3 separate regions of the Mus musculus genome follow, and all the other regions are linked to region 1. The links are chromatin contacts, found by Hi-C or POLR2A ChIA-PET in ENCODE. All regions are on one chromosome and are shown on one strand. The core of a region is the stretch at or near the end of the contact, and the rest is flanking DNA. Distances in the headings are between cores, read along the strand shown. Region 1 overlaps Tcf7l2 (transcription factor 7 like 2, T cell specific, HMG box). Region 2 holds the start of Tcf7l2 (transcription factor 7 like 2, T cell specific, HMG box). Region 3 overlaps Tcf7l2 (transcription factor 7 like 2, T cell specific, HMG box).

Region 1 (2,700 bases), core at 149-2,648:
GGGTGTGGCTTGGGTGGAGGGTGTGGCTTGGGTGAAGGATGGGTCTTTGGGTGGAGGGACTATAGATAGAGAAGGTTCCCTGGAGTTTGGAGCTCACTGGCCAGTCAGCCTCACCTAAGTTTTGAGCTCTAGGTTCAGGGAAGTAATCCTGTCTCAAAATAATGGGAGACGCTATTGAAGCAGAAGATATCCTTCGACCTCTGGCTTACCACATACATCTGTGTTGGTAATCATAACTGCACGTACGTGTGCACATAGCCACATGGCCACAGAGAAAAATGTAAGCAAGCGCTCGCGCGCGCGCACACACACATTAAAAAAAAAAATCACGTACTTCCTCCACTTATTTGAAGGGTGAGTGGAGGAGAAGAAATGGGGGTTCCTTACACTTTCAGGTGGTTGTGATGATTTTTAACAATTTGATATGTCTGTTTTGCTAATTTCCAATCTCATCCTGAGCCTGTATTCATTCTCTCTCTCTCTCTCCCTCCCCTCCCCCTCCCCCTCCCCTCCCCCTTCCCCTCCCCTCCCTCTCCCCTCCCCCTCCCCTCCCCCTCCCCCTCCTCTCCCCTTCCCTCCCCTCCCCCCTCCCCTCCCCCCTCCCCTCCCCCCTCCCCCTCCCCCTCCTCCCCTCCCCCTCCCCCTCCCTGTATAAACTAGAAGTGTGTATTTCTTATGAACATTCATTCTTGGACTCTTGCTGCATTGGAGACTTATGTAATGCGACGCAGAGGCAGGCCTGATTATGTATGGGCAAAGTACTTGTGAACAATGTCTCCATTGTATAACACACAAAACAAGCCTTTCTTCCACAATGGATGAGCCAGCCGGCCTTATCCAATAAGGGCCTGTCTCTGTCCACCCCCCTTCTTCCCTCCCACCTTTGAGCAAACATTATTTGTTGTGGCCAGTGTGTGATCAGGTCTTGATTTGGGCTTTCTTTTGATGTCCTTTTCGTTAGGATCTCACCTCCCTGCCCCTGGAGATCCCTTGGCTGCCAGGACATTTGTTTCTTGCCACTCATATGGTGCCAGTTGTGACTGTTTGGTGAGGCTCTCTCCCCTGGGCCTCAGCCACCCTGGGGACGCTCCTCTATGATCGCACTTGAGTCGCTTTGGGGCTCAGGAATAATGATTGTTCCTATCTCTCTGTCTCTATTCCTAATCTGGTCCCCTTCCTCAACCAGAACCATTTGTTTGTTTGTTGTTAGTCTTGTTTCTTGCAACTTACCAAATGCTTCATGAATAAGCGGAGAGGGGAAAGAGGCTTGTCTGTCAAGATAGCCTCCTTTGTTTGGGCTGCTGAGCTCAGCAGTAGTCTCTGCTGCCTCTGAGGTCAAGAGCTGGGATTCTCATCAAACAAGTGGGAAACCCAGGGCTTCCTTCCGGTAGGGAGTTTGCTCCAGGTCCCCTGGGTAGCAAGTGTCAGCACCAGGATCGGAAGTCCCAATCTGTTGGACACAGTAGACTCACCAGGGTGACTGCACCTTCCGAGATTAGATGGCTCTGCATTTGGTCCGGAGAAGCTGTAGACTTAAGTGCCATGGGTAACAGGACCCATGGACCAGCTCCTGAGCAAAGAGACTATCTATCTACCTTGCAAAGTTGGAAAGATCAAGCCACAGCTTTGATACTGTTGGGAGTTTCCAGGCTGGAAACTTAAAGTATTGTGTGGAAAGGGGAAGCAGATTGCCCAAGACCTGCCAGACCTGTGCTGTGCTGTTCATGGGTGACAGGGTTTCCCGCCATTTATTGATGCGACCTTGCTTGGACTTCTGCTCAGAGATTGGGAGACTGTAAATGAGTAGGAGGGCTCTGCTGGGGTGCCTTGGTTCAGGAGGTGGGAACCAAGGAGTTCTGGAAGGATGGAAGGGTCGCTGTAGACACCAGGTGAGCACTTACTTGTCTTCTTGTGTGTGTTCCTGCATGCATGTGTGGCTGCGTATGTGCGTACACTGAGGACTAAGCCTGCCAGGCGTTACTCTACATCCCCTATAATACACACCCGAGAAAGTTCAGTTTACAGAGTAGGTATAGCAACAGATCAAGAACAGCAATCGTATAACAGAATCATTATAATAAAAGTTTTTTGGAATTTCCCATTTAATATTTTCAGAACATGGCCAGTTGTGGGTCACTGAAACTTCAGAAAGTGAAAAAACACAGACAAGGGGACACAGGTGTCTATTTTGCAGCAGCTGTCTGTGATGGACTGTTGGTGGGTGTGGGAGCTAGGGTGCATGCTCTCTGCTTCTCCTTTCTCTGCAGAATGTGCAGTCGAGGACAGCAGTGCTTTAAGGCTCTGGGTCTCTATTCAGACCAAGAGGTTAATAGGGTCACCAACCAGAGATAGCAGCTGGCTGCAATGGAAGAATTCTCCTTTCAGAAGCTCCGCTCTTACAGCAAGCTTCTCTGTCTAGAGCTGGGATGGCTTGCCTCCTCTCCCTGCTGTGATTTACCACAGGTCTGAAGACAATAGACACGAAGCTTCCCACACTGTTTGGAGTGCAGTGTCTGGAGTAGGCCTTTGCATAGTGCTCTTTAAGCCTGCTTCCTGGTCTTGGGAGTTGTCCTCTGTGTAAAACTTAAGATATTATGAGGGAGGAGGTATTCAAGGGAAGTGGGGGCTGGGGGCGGGGTGTCTTAGATTCTCTAGATGTACTTCCTGATAGCTGGAAGTTGTTGGGTCAGCCATGGATGT
Region 2 (2,700 bases), core at 104-2,603, 47 kb before region 1:
TTTGTTGAAACCCCAAATTCTCTAAATATTACACAGTAAATTGGTTACTTTTGGAAATCTACAACAGATGAGCTTATTAAAGGGGAGGGTGGGTTAATTTAATACGTGGTGGACCTCAGGATAACATCACACCTAATGGCAGTTGCCAGTCCCCACTGACTCATTCTTTCTGATTTCTTTTTTCTTTGCTTCCTCTTGCCCGTTGGACGTCCCAGTCCACTTCTCATTGGTTATCTGCAAGGGAAAGGCTCTTCTGAGTCTACCAGACAGAAACACGGTTTGGGGATCCACCTTTCTCCTTTAACATAATTTTCTCCACCACCTCATAGCAAATCGGTTTGCCCTCACTGGAGCCTAATAACCAACAAACACCCATCTCAACTCCCAGGCTGCCCACCTCTTCCCAAGGGCTTCTGGGCCAGCTTTGGTGACTTTCTCCTGTCAGGGCCCTCAGCATCTAGAGCCTTAGGGCATTTCATCTCAGTCCCCTTTGGAGAAAAACTCCAGCTCTACTCATCCCCAGGGCTTGGTGAACTTTCACTTTTATTTTTCCCTGCAGCTGTTAACGCCCAAACATTTCACCTCCAAAGGACTTGGATCCTACATCACTTCCTACTTCCAACGTCAGTTAAAAAAATAAAAAAAAAACCTTTACATTTTCCTTAAGGATATTTTTAATACCCCAGACAATTTGTTTTCTTGGATAAAACGCCTTCTTGGCATATTTAACCTAGTGGGACTTTACATTGAATGACATGATTCACTGTCATTAAACAAGCCAAGGGAGGGGAGCCTTACCCTCCCTGTAGATGGCCCAGCCTCTCTGCTTCCCCTGGTTCTCTCAGAGCAAGAGAGGTAAGCCTTCTTTTGGACCAGTCGTGTCTTTTCCCGCCCCAGTGCGGCCGACTTCATCGGGGACTTAACCACTGAGCACCCCGTCCTTGTGTCCCATAGTCCTCCCCTCCTGGACCCCATCTTCAGGACTTCTTGGCTAACACTTTTTCTGGGCCTCTCCCCATCCCCGCCCCCCAAGTGGGCTTTCCTTCCGCCTTCCCCGGCTCAGATTCCGGACTGGGTTGCCACCCCCTTCCCCTCCTCTCCCGGTCCGCATTGTCTTTCGGAACCCGCCCCCTCCAGGAGCGAGGCCCGCACCGTCCGGGCGCCCGGCTCGCACGCTGAGCACAGGCCGCACCCCGCGCGCCTCCCGCGGCCCCGGCCCGCCCCGCTCCCTCTCCCGGCGCCCAAAGGATCATTGTTGGCCGCCCCCGCCCCGCCCACCCCGGCTGTTTATTTATGCACACGTCACCGGGGAGGCCCCGCCCCCTGGCATCTCATTAAGGCGAGTGTGTTCCTCTCGCCCTGTCAATAATCTCCGCTCCCAGACTACTCCGTTCCTCCGGATTTCGATCCCCCTTTTTCTATCTGTCAATCAGCGCCGCCTTTGAACTGAAAAGCTCAGTCTAACTTCAACTCACTCAAATCCGAGCGGCACGAGATCCTTCGGTGTCTTCGGCTTCCCCCCCCTTTGCTCTTATATCTGACTTCTTCTTGTTGTTGTTGTTGTTTTTTTTACCCCCTTTTTTATTTATTATTATTTTTTTTTTTTGCACATTGATCGGATCCTTGGGAACGAGAGAAAAAAAGAAACCCAAACTCACGCGTGCAGAAGATCTCCCCCCTTCCCCTCCCCTCCTCCCTCTTTTCCCCTCCCCAGGAGAGAAAGACCCCAAAGCAGGAAAAAAAAAAGTTAACCTTGGACTCGTCTTTTTCTTGCAGTATTTTTTTGGGGGGGACTCGCAAAACTTTTTTTTTTTTTTTTTTTTTTTTTTTGCTTTTTTTCCTCCTTCATTTTTCTTCCAAAATTGCTGCTGCTGGTGGGTGAAAAATGCCGCAGCTGAACGGCGGTGGAGGAGATGACCTAGGCGCTAACGACGAGCTGATCTCCTTCAAAGACGAAGGCGAGCAGGAGGAGAAGAACTCGGAAAACTCCTCGGCGGAAAGGGATTTAGCCGATGTCAAGTCCTCGCTGGTCAATGAATCAGAGACGAATCAAAACAGCTCCTCCGATTCCGAGGTAGGAAGAGCCCCTCGGGCTGGCGGGTGGCTCCAGCCGGTTCCAGGGCCGGGAGAGCGGGGCTGGAAGGCGAGCGAGGCGAGGCGGGTCGGGCTTGCGGGCGGCGCGGACGGTGGCCCGGGCTGCTGGCTGCGAAAACTTGTAACCGTGTTTTTCTGCACCCCTTTCTCCGCCGACCCTCCCTTCCCGCACCCCCTCGGCGCGGCTATCGCCCCTCGCCCTCCCCACCTCGCCCCTCCGGGAAGGCGGAAAGACGGCCTCCGCCTCGCTCCGAAAGTTTCCGAGATAAATCCCGGGAAAGTTTGGAAGAAGGTGAGTGCGCCCCGCGCGCCCCCAAAACCGCGCGGTTGCGTTCCCCCTCCCCGGGGTCGGCCTGGCGGGTGCCCTCGCCCCACTCCCCACCCACCCTACCCGAGTTCCCGCGCCGGCCGGGCCCCGGGGACGCGCGCGGGCCCTCGGGGGGACACTTGCTAAAAAGTTTCTCCCGCTCTCTCCCGCGCCGCGCGGCCGCCGCCGTCCCCTCCGCCGCCCCGCCATGTTAGCGGCCAAGAGGCAAGATGGAGGGCTCTTTAAGGGGCCACCGTATCCCGGCTACCCCTTCATCATGATCCCCGACCTGACGAGCC
Region 3 (2,700 bases), core at 190-2,689, 49 kb after region 1:
ATGAGCGGGTACAGACATCCGAATTGGCAATCTGAGAAATGCCGCAACCCAAACCCGGATATAGTGATAAATAATAAAGTGAAAATAATATCTTGACAAGTTAGAACCTGTGGCAGATTACGTACCCCAATCCCATACGGAGCACACAGTAGGACTCTAGCCAGAGGCTGGGCTGGAAAGAAGAGAGAAGAGAGGTGCACAAGGCTGGGTGGAAAAGGTGGCTTTCTACGGTTGGTTTGGGTAAAGTCACCCAGGCAGCTCGGACTTCCTTTCTGTGGTGCTCCAGGGCAGTAGTAGCCCCAACCCCATCTGCAGGCTTCCTGGCCAGTTTGTGACAAAAAGCCGTGTCTCTGATTCAAATAATGAGGGGATCCAGGGAGGTAGGAGTCCCATTTTCAGGAATCTCATTTCCTGTGTGGAACTCATGCTTTTGGGCGTGTGTGTGTGTGTGTGTGTGTGTGTGTGTGTGTGTGTATAGCTGTCTGTCTGTGTGTGCCTGTATGTATACACCGGTGTGTTGTGTGTTCACTGTATGTGGCACAACTGTGTATGTACCTGTGTATGTATATGTACACCTGTGTCCTCACCTGCATGTTCACCTGGGTGTGTATGTGTGTGTGCCCACTGTGAGGCACAACTGTGTATGCACCTGTGTACCCATGTATGTGTATATACACCTGTGTGTGCAGCTGCGTGTGCACTTGTGTGTGTGTGCCCACTGTGTGGCACAATTGTGTGTGTATCTGTGTATGAATATATACACCTGTTTGTGTACACCTGTGTGTGTGTGTGTGTGTATGTGTGTGCCCAGGTGAGAGTACCTCTGTGCTCCTGAGTGTATGCACACTCCTGCACTTCTTCCCATTGGTAGCCTTGGGCCAATGGCAAAGAGTGTCTATGTGCAGAATGGCGGGGCTGCCTTTTTGATGCCTACGCTGCTTGCAGGAGTGAAAGCTGGTGATGTCACTCCTCAGAGAAGAAGCAGGCTCACTGTTGAGTAGGCTGTCATAAAGCAGGCCCCAAGTCCACAAAACCCACCCTTGTCAGTGCCCATATCTATTAAGGATGGTAGTGGGGGATCTTTGGGCTGTAGTTTCAGCAGTGCATCAGGCAGTGGCCTGGACTGGGAAGAAATAATGTTTTTGAGCCTAAAGTTTGGCTGTTTTGAAGACTCTCTGGATTTTGAAATGTTTTCCGCTTCCCAGACCTTGAGCCTGAGTTCATCGTTGGTCCCGACTTACCTATATCCAATTTAGAGGCTTTTTTTTTTTTTTTTTTTTTTTTTTTTTTTTTGAGAATCTGTTAAAAACACCCTGGCTTTCAAGGCTGGGCCACTTGTCTGGCCTTCTCCTCCCACCCACCCAACCACTCCCACCCGTTTTGACCAAACCATGCAAACACTGGTATTCAAAAATATTTTGTTACTTTTCTTGGCAAAGGATTCCAAGAAGGAATTGCAACACAGTCTCGGAGTTAGGAGGCAACTTTCTGGGGTAAAAGGCGGGGTGCAGGGGAGGGGAAGTTTGGGGTTTGAATCAAAAACAGACTCTGAAGCTTTAAAACAAGCGAAGCAGAGCCCTTTCAGCTCCCGAGCCTTCGGTAGTGTGGGTCAGGCTTTAACGTGCCCAGTGGAAACTGACAGTCTGAGAACTGGGGCATAAACAAAAATGTCGTCCCTGGGAGTCTTGTTCACTGGACAATGTCTCAATTGTTCCTTTGCTTTCCAAGGCAGCGGGGGAGAGTGGAATATTAACTGTTTACTGTCCGAGGCTGGCTAGGGAACTGCTTAGAGAGAGTAAGATGGAAAGATAGAACTGCATTAAAAACGAAAAGAGAAGAAACTATTAAAAATGCCAGTAAATGACATGTCAATTGTAGATTGTTTTATGTGCCATCCACCTCTGTCCCGGGCACTCTTTGGGGTTTATGTGTATGAGCCAAGCAATAGCTTGGCATTGTTTCTTAAATCTGCATGGTAGCTTTGCACAACATCAGCTTTCAGAGATTGCTGCCTGTAGGTACCTGCTGCAGTGGCTATGAGGGTGGGGTTTAGGGAAGGAAGTATGATTTGTGATAACAATTTAAATTTTAGCTTTCAGTTGGTTAAGTCTTGTTAGCCTTTGCTGTTCCTAAAAACTGATTCAGTGGACTTAATAACACTCCCCCACCCCCAGATCAAGTGGTTGGGATTTTCAAAAACAAAACTAAAGATTCAGGCTCCCTTGTAAAAATACACTTAGTGCTTAATAAAGGGAGAAAAGTAACTTTGTCTTGGAGGAGGTTGGAGGCACAAAGGGAGGCCAGCGTTCTATTCACACTTGAACTTAGTTGATTAGAGGAACAAACAGCCCAGCCTGCTGTATCGGCCTTTATCTGGGCAAAGTTCAAAACTCAACTGGTAATTATGTCTTAGAAGCTTTGAAAGGGCTGTTGTTTCCAAAGCAGAGACCAGACTTACTTCTTCAGGACCGAAAAGCGCTTGGGTTGTTTGTTAGATAAACTCATTTTAATAAATAGGGGTCAGGGGAGAGGTTGGCCATCTTGGAAGAGTTGGGCTCTGCCTGATAAAGGGCTGTCTTCTCTTGGGGGAACTGGAGGCTTTCTCTCTGTTTAACTTTTCCACAAGAATTTTGCAGGCAGCTAAAGTGAGCTTTGGCATCTGCTTCCTGTCAGACAGGAAGTCACTTCGTTCGCCAAAAT

What was found. Hi-C counts contacts between places; a loop is a spot of excess contacts on that map. ChIA-PET counts read pairs that join two places held with the same protein, here RNA polymerase II (POLR2A).
Region 2: a map of heart shows a loop between it and region 1 (2.3-fold over the local background). The contact joins the promoter of Tcf7l2 here to the enhancer-like site in region 1. A Hi-C loop is called at or near these places in 9 of 37 maps with a recorded cell type or tissue (T-helper 2 cell, adrenal gland, gastrocnemius and 2 more). POLR2A ChIA-PET finds 5 or more read pairs at or near these places in 3 of 5 experiments (Patski and embryonic stem cell).
Region 3: a map of heart shows a loop between it and region 1 (2.1-fold over the local background). The contact joins two enhancer-like sites. A Hi-C loop is called at or near these places in 3 of 37 maps with a recorded cell type or tissue (all heart). POLR2A ChIA-PET finds 5 or more read pairs at or near these places in 1 of 5 experiments (Patski).

What each region holds. Positions count from the first base shown.
Region 1 is chr19:55,787,658-55,790,357 of GRCm38, forward strand. All of the region lies in intron 4 of Tcf7l2 (transcription factor 7 like 2, T cell specific, HMG box), which reads left to right. Among named protein-coding and RNA genes, the nearest start is that of Gm31734, 46 kb to the left of the region's middle. Within about 2 kb of position 1,399, at least 1 of the 3 ENCODE cell types and tissues checked has a DNase peak (open chromatin) inside an H3K27ac peak, as active enhancers do; it is heart, where a contact is called at or near this core.
Region 2 is chr19:55,740,457-55,743,156 of GRCm38, forward strand. It overlaps Tcf7l2 (transcription factor 7 like 2, T cell specific, HMG box), which reads left to right and starts at 1,354. Exons shown (of 15, transcript NM_001331146.1): 1 at 1,354-2,074; 2 at 2,320-2,386; 3 at 2,617-2,700. The coding sequence starts at 1,886. Gm31734 (predicted gene, 31734) reads right to left here. Exons shown (of 3, transcript NR_168128.1): 2 at 1,753-2,136; 3 at 1-234.
Region 3 is chr19:55,836,537-55,839,236 of GRCm38, forward strand. The region is part of intron 5 of Tcf7l2 (transcription factor 7 like 2, T cell specific, HMG box); the gene reads left to right. Among named protein-coding and RNA genes, the nearest start is that of Gm31734, 95 kb to the left of the region's middle. Within about 2 kb of position 1,440, at least 2 of the 3 ENCODE cell types and tissues checked have a DNase peak (open chromatin) inside an H3K27ac peak, as active enhancers do; they include heart, where a contact is called at or near this core.